Linked DNA regions of Homo sapiens: region 1 is linked to region 2. The links are chromatin loops, found by intact Hi-C in ENCODE. Cell type or tissue: endothelial cell of umbilical vein. All regions are shown on one strand. Each heading gives the region's core, and the rest is flanking DNA. Links, peaks and the distances in the headings are about the cores only. Region 1 has its middle 62 kb from the start of PLPP4. Region 2 overlaps LOC105378515 (a long non-coding RNA gene).

The links. A loop is a pair of places that touch in the nucleus more often than their neighbours do. Peaks named below come from ENCODE experiments on the same cell type or tissue, not always from the same donor. Only the 100,000 strongest peaks of a DNase experiment are listed, where the experiment ranks them.
Region 1: it touches region 2 in a loop (2.6-fold over the local background); 1 of 110 quality-filtered maps calls a loop at or near these places.

What each region holds. Positions count from the first base shown.
Region 1 is chr10:120,392,857-120,397,256 of GRCh38, reverse strand. No RefSeq gene overlaps it. Among named protein-coding and RNA genes, the nearest start is that of PLPP4, 62 kb to the left of the region's middle. RefSeq lists an enhancer at 243-752. In endothelial cell of umbilical vein, for the core only: no CTCF peak of the experiment used is centred there; a DNase peak (open chromatin) is centred at 2,616; H3K27ac peaks cover 965 bases.
Region 2 is chr10:120,334,735-120,339,134 of GRCh38, reverse strand. It overlaps LOC105378515 (a long non-coding RNA gene), which reads right to left. Exons shown (of 8, transcript XR_001747606.1): 8 at 1,598-2,614. Among named protein-coding and RNA genes, the nearest start is that of PLPP4, 120 kb to the left of the region's middle. In endothelial cell of umbilical vein, for the core only: a CTCF peak has its summit at 2,012 (motif pointing right); a DNase peak (open chromatin) is centred at 2,004.

The sequences.
Region 1 (4,400 bases), core at 165-4,164, 58 kb before region 2:
TATATGGTATGCATTTTTTTTCCAAAGTGGTTGTACTGATTTGTACTCCAACCAGTAATATAATTATCTTAGAATAAATATCCCAATTAATTTTAGTAATCCATTGTATAGATGTGCATAACTAAACTCTCTATTCTCCTACTAAAAATGTTTAGCTTGTTTGCAGTTTTTAAATTTTTTTATTTTTGCTATTGTAAACAGTGCTGCAATGAGTATCCTTACACATATAAATTAGCAAAGTTTTGCAAATATAAACATAGGGTAAATTCCTAGCAGGGTAACTCCTTTGCCTACATGTCTATGCATTAAACATTTTGACAGACATGACCAAATTACCCTCCTACGTGGTTACAAACATTTCTACTCCCACTGACATTAGGAGGTTGACTGCCAAATACCACCTCCCTACCCTGTCCCAACAACAGTTAATTTAATTGTTTCCAACTTGATGGGTGAACAATGGCATTACTTTGTTGCTCTGATTTGCATTAATTATGGAGTGAGTTTCTTACTTTCATTTTTAACCTGTCACTGCAGTCAGTGACAAGAGGAGGCAGCCACTTAACCCAAAGATAGGAGAAGAAGCTTCCTTCTCACCACATCAGCATCCTCTCCATGCAAGACAAATGGTAAATCCTACTCAAATTTGTTTGTCAGGCTCTAAAGTTCTCAAAAGCATCTGGAGTATATCATAACGTTGCCTTTTCCATTACAATTATTGGTGGCATCCCAGCTGTGAAGTGGGTCTCGGTGGGCAGTATGGCTCTCTCATGACTGGCTGCTCCTTCCTGCCCAATCATTCTCCTAAGAGCAACTCCGTTTTGTCTGTTGAGGCAACAGGTGATCACGGCTTCACCAGCAGCAGCAGCATGGCTTGTCAGGACTTGCCTGGGCTGATGAAGGTCCTCACGGCTTCCTTTGACCAAGAAAGTTTGAGTGTTGAATTCTCCTTATGGTTGGAGAGTACCATCTCTGCTAATACTCTAAATGTGAGTCCCGTGCTAGCTGGTTTCCAAGAAATACTGAAAGCTGCTGTGTTTGCTTCCTATGGCTGCTATAACAAATTACCAAAAACTAGGTGGCCTCAAAAACCAAAATGAATTATCTCATAGTTCTGGAGGCCAGAAGCCTGAAAACAAGGTGTCAGCAGAGCTATATTCTCTGGAAGGCTTCAGGGGAGAATCTGTTCCTAACCTCTCTCCTGGCTTCTGGTGTCAAGGCAAGCCTGGGCATTCCTTGGCTTGCAGCTGTATAGCTCCCATCTCTGCCTCCATTATCATCACATTGCATTATCCCTGTGTGCACCTGTGTCCACATTTCTCTCTTTTTCTAAAGACGCCGGTCATACTGGATTAGAGCCCACCCCAAAGACTTCATTTTGGCTTGAATACATCTTCAAAGAATTTATTTCCAAATAAGGTCACATTCACAGGTACCGGGGGTTAGGACTTCACCATATATTTTCAGGGAGACACAATTCAACCCATAACAGCTGCCTAAATCTGGAAACTTGCCTCTAAACTCTCACCTTCCCAACCCATTCTTCACCTTAACACCAAGTGACCTGAGTCATTTTTCTAAATTATGGGAACCATCCTGCCACACCCTTCCTAGGATATACGTCACAGCTCTGGTCATTTGCAGAATCAAATCCAAACTCCTTAGCATGGAGGCCCTCCAGTACCCATCCCTTTCTCATTTCTGCCTCTTCTTCACTACTTCCCCATCATATGCCTTGCATTCCAGCACCCCCTGGCTATTTACCCTTCCCCCAACATACCCTGCTTTTTGACTTTTATTTCTAAACCCAGAATGTTATTCCCTCATGCACTCTACCTCCTGAACTCTTTTTTTTTTTTTTTTTTTGAGACGGAGTCTCGCTCTGTCGCCCAGGCTGGAGTGCAGTGGCGGGATCTCGGCTCACTGCAAGCTCCGCCTCCCGGGTTCACGCCATTCTCCCGCCTCAGCCTCCCAAGTAGCTGGGACTACAGGCGCCCGCCACTACGCCCGGCTAATTTTTTGTATTTTTAGTAGAGACGGGGTTTCACCATTTTAGCCGGGATGGTCTCGATCTCCTGACCTCGTGATCCGCCCGCCTCGGCCTCCCAAAGTGCTGGGATTACAGGCGTGAGCCACCGCGCCCGGCCCTGAACTCTTTATTCATCCCTCAAGCCATCCCCAAAGCAAATGCCACCTCTTCCAAAAAGCCTGCCCCAATCCTCCCTTGGGGTGGGAAGGTTAATTCATCTTCCTCTATAATCCAGACCCCACTCCTTGTATTACTTCCTTCTGCCTATAGCTAGGCCTTGGTATGCCCATCTTCCCTGCCAGGGCGTCTCTTCAAGCTAGGAACTGTAGCCTGTATGAGTGAATGCCAGCACATGGTAGGTGCTATTGAAGTTTCTGGAAGAGAGACATGGATGATTTAAGGACAGTGGTGTGAGCTTCTAACTGGTTGCAGCAGAGTAGAGTCAGCACGCCTCATGTCAGGTGCTCATGAAAATGAATAGGGACCACTTCAAGCCAACTCCCTTCCCCCTTCCCTTGTGAGGAAACAAAGCCCCTGGTACCTACTCTTGGCATAATAACAACACAGCACTGACTCATTCTCCCCACTCTGAGGACAGGGCCATGTCCTATTTGTCTTTATACTTCAAGGGCCTAGCACAGCACAATAGGTCAATAGGTCTCTGGTGAGTAATGTCTGTTTGATAAATTAATTCCTTGACCACTGAACCAGAACTAGGCACAGTGCTTGCTGGTAGTCAGAATTGGAACCAAGCTTAGGTAGGGTTGCCAATGTTAAACACCTAGCACAGTGGCCCTCCAACAGCAGGGGCTCTTGGTATTGTCATTTATTACTGAAAGGAGAGTGAACTTGACTCTTAGATTTGGTCTCGATGAAACTGCATTTCTTTCAGAGGTTGAATTGAGTTTCCTGACAAGTACCAAAAATGCAACAATTTAGTGGTATTGAGGAGAAATCTGAAAGCTTGTTCCCAGAGGTGCTGGTGGCACAAAGTTCAGAAGCAGGTTCTTCCTTTGTGTGGAGTGGCCACAGGACACATACAGGCAAGGCCCAGAGAGTGCTGTGACGAAGGGTTCAGGGTTCTCCATGCCCTACCTCCAACCCATCTCCCCTGCCCACCAGCTCTTGTGCAGTTTTCTTATCTCAGCAAATGACCCCACTGTCCATCCTGGCATCAAGTTAGGAACTTAAGCGTCATCCTGTACCCTGAACCTCTCCACTACCTTTCTAAATCTAAAACTACATCTTGTCAATGTCATCTTTTGAATTGCTTCCAAAGATCCAATTATTCCCACTACCATCTCCATCCCATTTCCCCCATCTCTCCCGGGTTCCCTGCTGCTCTCCCATTTCCATTCCTGCCCCACCTACACCGTAGCCAGAGAGGTCCTTGCAAAATGGAAATCAATTGCATTTAAAACACAGATTCACAAACACTCGTTCTTAAAGGACTCGCTCTTGAAACCCTGTAAGAGTTTCCCCTTGGTATGGGAATAAGTGTAACAGGAATTTCTGGCAATGCCTACCAGACCCTGCATAGCCTGTACAATACTCCCTGCCCTCTCAGACCCACCTTGACTTGTTCACCCCTCACTCACTGCCACACTGGCCTTTGCTCAGTTCCTGGTACATGGGTGCCCCTTCTCACCTCAGGGCCTTTGAACTTGCTGATCCATCTTTCTGGAATGTTCTTCTCTCACCTTGAACCAAGTAAGCCAACCTCAGCCTTCAGATTCCCTTCAAGCACTGCTTCCCTGGAAAGCCTTCCTTATCACTTCTGCTTAAATCTGATCTCCCATTGCACACTCTCTGATACTGTATGCCTCTCCTTTCTTCCACTTTAGTGTTCACTGTACAATTATTTGATGCAGATGCATATTTCTCCCTTACTATGCTGTAGGCCCCATAGGGAAGGCACTGTGTTTTCTCCTCATTATCACATTCTCCTGACCTAATCAGTACCTGGCATGTACTAGGTGCACAGCAAACACTTATTGAATTGCTACGTGATGAATGATGAATGAATGAACATGTGCATGCCTTTGTAGTTGCCTGTGTGCCCACTTGATTGAAATTCTGGTATCTTGCACTACACAGCAGGGTGGGAGAGATGATTTGTTATTTGGACACGTGTAAAGGAAGTGCCACTGATCACCCAGCTTGTCATAAAATAATCTCAGTAAGGCAACCGCTGCAGCTACCAGGACAGTGAGTGAGCAAACAGTGTGGGCCTCCCCATGGTTGGCACTAGTTGAAAATGTTCCCCAAGTACCTCATATAAAACTGTTCAGGGAGGTTATTTATGCTGATTTATCCATTGGAACATTAGAGGATGTTTGCCAAGAATAATGATTTCCATTGCAACACAGGT
Region 2 (4,400 bases), core at 90-4,089:
GCTAACAATGTAAAAAGAAGTCAGTTATTTGAGAACTCTAAGTAAGCCATTTCAGTTTGACAGGAGGAAACGATTTCAGTAGTCCATTTGAGGAGACTGTTCCATTTTTCTGGGAAAACCAGCCAAATGGGCTCTTTAGCGATACAAACACAGAGCCTTCTGAATTGGTGATGTGATTGGAGATGATTCTGAGGAGCTGGCACTGCCTTGAATGGGAGAATGTTAAAGCTTTCTGTGTCACAGGCAGGGCTGCAGATCTTAAGTGTTGTAAAAAGAAACATGTGTCAAGGCCAGCAGAGGAGGTGCCATGGCATTTGTCCCCACAGAGCCCTTTGGACAGGGTGCAGCCCAGGGTGATGGGGCGAGAGGCCAAAAGTAAATGGGATTGTTTCCATGAGAGACCTTGAACCCAGCACCCCAGAAAGGGTGACTTTTATGAATGGTGCTTTTCCCCCATCATGCTTTCTAACTAAGGTATGCACATACACATAGGGAAGTCTTTGATATTTCTATCTTCATTTTCTGCCTGGCCATCTCATTGAATGAATTGTCTTATTAGTTCCATTCCAATTAATTCACTGGGATTTTCTAGATACATATCTTCTGAAAATAAGGACATTTTTATTTTTTTCTTTTCAATTATTATAGGATTTTGTATTGCTTTGTTTTCAGTTTTCTGCCTTATCATTTTTGCCATTATGTAGTTAAAGTTCTCTAGAATGAAGATATTGGTGTTGAATTTTTGACCAGCCTAAAAAGGATAGAGTTGGGTCTAGAACAGCTATAAGTCGGTGTAAACAGCAAAGAGGCCACGTCAGTAGCTTAGATGTGCTGTAATAATGGCTGGTGGTCATTTTAAATCAACCCAAAGATCCCTTATAACTTATTATTTATTTTAAAAGAGGAGAAAAGAAGGAAATTCAGCATGTGTCTCAGTTCATGACAGATTTTTGACTAAAGATTCAAGGCACATTAGCAAATAGCTTTATTTTCTACTGTATATCCAGTGTGATCCTTAATCTACCAGCAAGCAAAACATGTTTAATGGTTCATACTTGATTTTGATTATTCTAATTTGCAAAGCAACCTTTCTTTCCCTTTGGGATATCACATGCATGGAAAGAGAGCGAATTGCTTAATTTAACCACCTCAAGTCAGTTCATGGCACACAAGCATCAGGAGTTCACAAACAGCCCCATTTTCATGTTTACCATTTTGAAATGTTATGTACTGCCCTCCCCTTCACTCAGTCCCTAATCCCATTATCATTCCACTGTATGTGCACACGCCAACGAATTTAACATGTAGCTGCCCTGTACGGCTTTATTTACATAGAGAGGCATCCCTAACAATACTTTATTCACGTGGGTTAGTTTTTCTTCACAAATAGGACTGTACTATTTGACTTTTGATTTTTTTTCATTCAGTATTACATACTTGAGATTTACCAGTGTTAGGATATATAGAGTATTGAAGTTAATAAGAACACCTGGTGACCTACCACCTGTCAGATTGCCAGTATCAGATAATCCCCAAGGTGTCCCACCTGTCCCCAACATCCTTCCCCATAATAGGTAACCAGTATCACAAACTCTTATTGTCTTACCTTTCCTTACTTTATTTATTCTTTGCCTTTATCATATATGTCATATACTCATAAATAACATATCATTTAGTTGTGCATGCTTTTAAACTTTACATAAATGGAATTATACATATTCTTCTACAACACAATGCATGTGAGATTCATTCCAGTAGATGCTTGTAGCTGTTGTGTATTCATTTTCATAACTATGAACCATTATTTGTCCATTCCCCATCCTCAGACATTTGGGTTATTTCCACGTTTTTGTTATATAAACAAAGCTGGCATGAATGTTCTTAAGCATATGTGCGGGAGCATCCTGATGTCACAAAGGGGAATTGCTGAGTCTCAAGCACACACATCTTCAACTTCACTAGAGGATGCCAAATTATTGTCCAAAGAGCTTGGAGCAATTTGCACTCCCACCAGCAGAGGGCAGGTTTTCCAGTAGCTTCAACCTTCTCCAAGACTTGGTATCATCAGACTTAAACTTGTGCCAGTGTTGTACCTGCAAAATGTGGCTTTAATTCGAACTTCCTTGACAACCAATGAACTTGCCCATGTTTTTGTACGTGTATTGAACATTTGGCAAAGTGACTATTCAAGGCTTTTGTCTTTTTTTTTCTGTTGAGGCTTTTTGTCCTTTGCTTAATTAGTGAATAAATGATTTTTTAACTGCTGTGTGACATTCTATTTTAGGCATTTACCACATTTATCAATTCTTATCATTGGCCATTTGGTTTATTTCCAGCCCTTTGTTATTACAAACAGTGCTGTGATAAATATCCTTGTACAAGTCTCTGTGCATATAAGAAATTTTCTTTGAAGTGAAACTGCTGGGTCTTAGAGGATGTGCATATTCAGTTTCCCCTGAAGGCTGACAAATTGCTCTCCAAAATAGCAGCACCAATTTACTATCCTAGAAATTGATGAAGTTTTCCATTCATTCTCCCACACATTTGCCAGCACTTGATAGCATCCACAAAGCAATGTTAGATATACACTGTCTCATTTAGTCTGTAAATAACCCTGGAAGGGAGAAAATTAAAAAGAATCAACATTTTTTTCTAGCACTCTACAATTTGCAAAGCACTTACATTTGCATGCTCTACTTCATTTTGTGCTCAAATCCTGCCACTCACTCTCTTGCAAGTTACATTCAATCAAAACCCAATGCTCATTACCCTTGATCACTATACATTGTGTATATGAAAACATCACTATGTACCCCATAAATATGCACACTTATGCGTCAATTTGAAATGTTAACAAAAAAATGAAACAAAATAGCCAGGGGTGGTAGTATGCACTTGTAGTGCCAGCTACTGCAGAGGCTGAGGCAGGAGGATTGCTTGAGCTGAGGAGTTCAAGTCCTGCCTGGGCAACAAAGAACTGGATGAGGCCAGAGATTATTCTCTGCTGTTAGGGTCCTCAAGAGGGAGGACCTGGCTCTGTCATCCCCTCCCAGGAGATTCTGCCTCCTCCCAAACCTCAGAAAGTAGGGAATTCCTCAAACATAGAAAAGAGTTTAGCCAAAGATGATGATAAGTTGTCTAGCACATAGGTTGTAAATAGCAGGTCACTTAAGGTAAAGTGCTTCTGTCTTTTCCCTTAGATACAACTTTTCCCCTTCTTATTTTCCTCAGCCAATGTCTGGTGCGGGGTTTGGGATAAAGCTTGAGCCACAATATTATAATCACTCAACCATTCCTATCAACGGAGACTCCCTTCCTAAACTGCTTATTTTCCCAGAGCTTTGTGACAGTGTTCCTTATGTTGGCAATGTGTCATCTTAATGATCTCATTCTAACAGTAATGAGTTATGACTTGATTCCCCGGCAAGGCAGATGGCATCACTTTTCAATCCCAAGTGAATCAGTGGTGTTGTAATGAATACCAACTTCATCAATAACATTAGAAAATAAAAAATGGTATTCTCTAGTCACTGTCATCTCTTCCCATAATCTTTACATTTTCATCATTTTGACTCACATTTTCTAGATTTCACTTCCTTTTCACTTATACGATGTCCATGCATGTCTGCCTCAATTATAACTTCCAGATTCCTACATTACTAACAATTGTTGAGGCCTATGTTGGGCCTTACTCACATAACAAACCTATCATTTATAACTGAGGCTATCTGGGCTCAGAAACATAAAGCAATTTGGTCAAGGTCACATGGATGGAGCCAGTATTTTAACCCTGGGCTTCGAACTTAAAATTCAGTGCTTTTTCTTTTCTTTTCTTTTCTTTTCTTTTTTTTTTCTTCCGAGACAGAGTCTCACTCTGTCACTAGGCTTGAGTGCAGTAGTATGATCTCTGCTCACTGCAACCTCCGCCTCATGGGTTCAAGCAATTCTTCTGCCTCAGCCTCCCGAGTAGCTGGGATTACAGGTGCACACCACCACATCCAGCTATTTTTTGTATTTTTAGTAGAGACAGGATTTCACTGTGTTGGCCAGGCTGGTCTCGAACTCCTGACCTCGTGATTCACCTGCCTTGGCCTCCCGAAGTGCTGGGACTACAGGCATGAGCCACCATGCCCGGCCATCTAGTGCTTTTTCTACTATGCTACACCATGTCTTTGCTGTAGCATTTTGCTATTGTTGTTTTTTAAATTTCAGATACAGAATTTTTGATTCTTTATTCAACCTTCTTTATAAGCTCATTGAAACTAGGAGAGTATTACTTCAAATATTTGAATTCCCACAAGTGAAAGATCAAGCCAGTATTTCATGGGTCATCTTATTACAGTTCTCTGAGATGCAGAATGGAAGCTGTCAAACTTGGCCAGCTTTCATTCTCTGAAAGA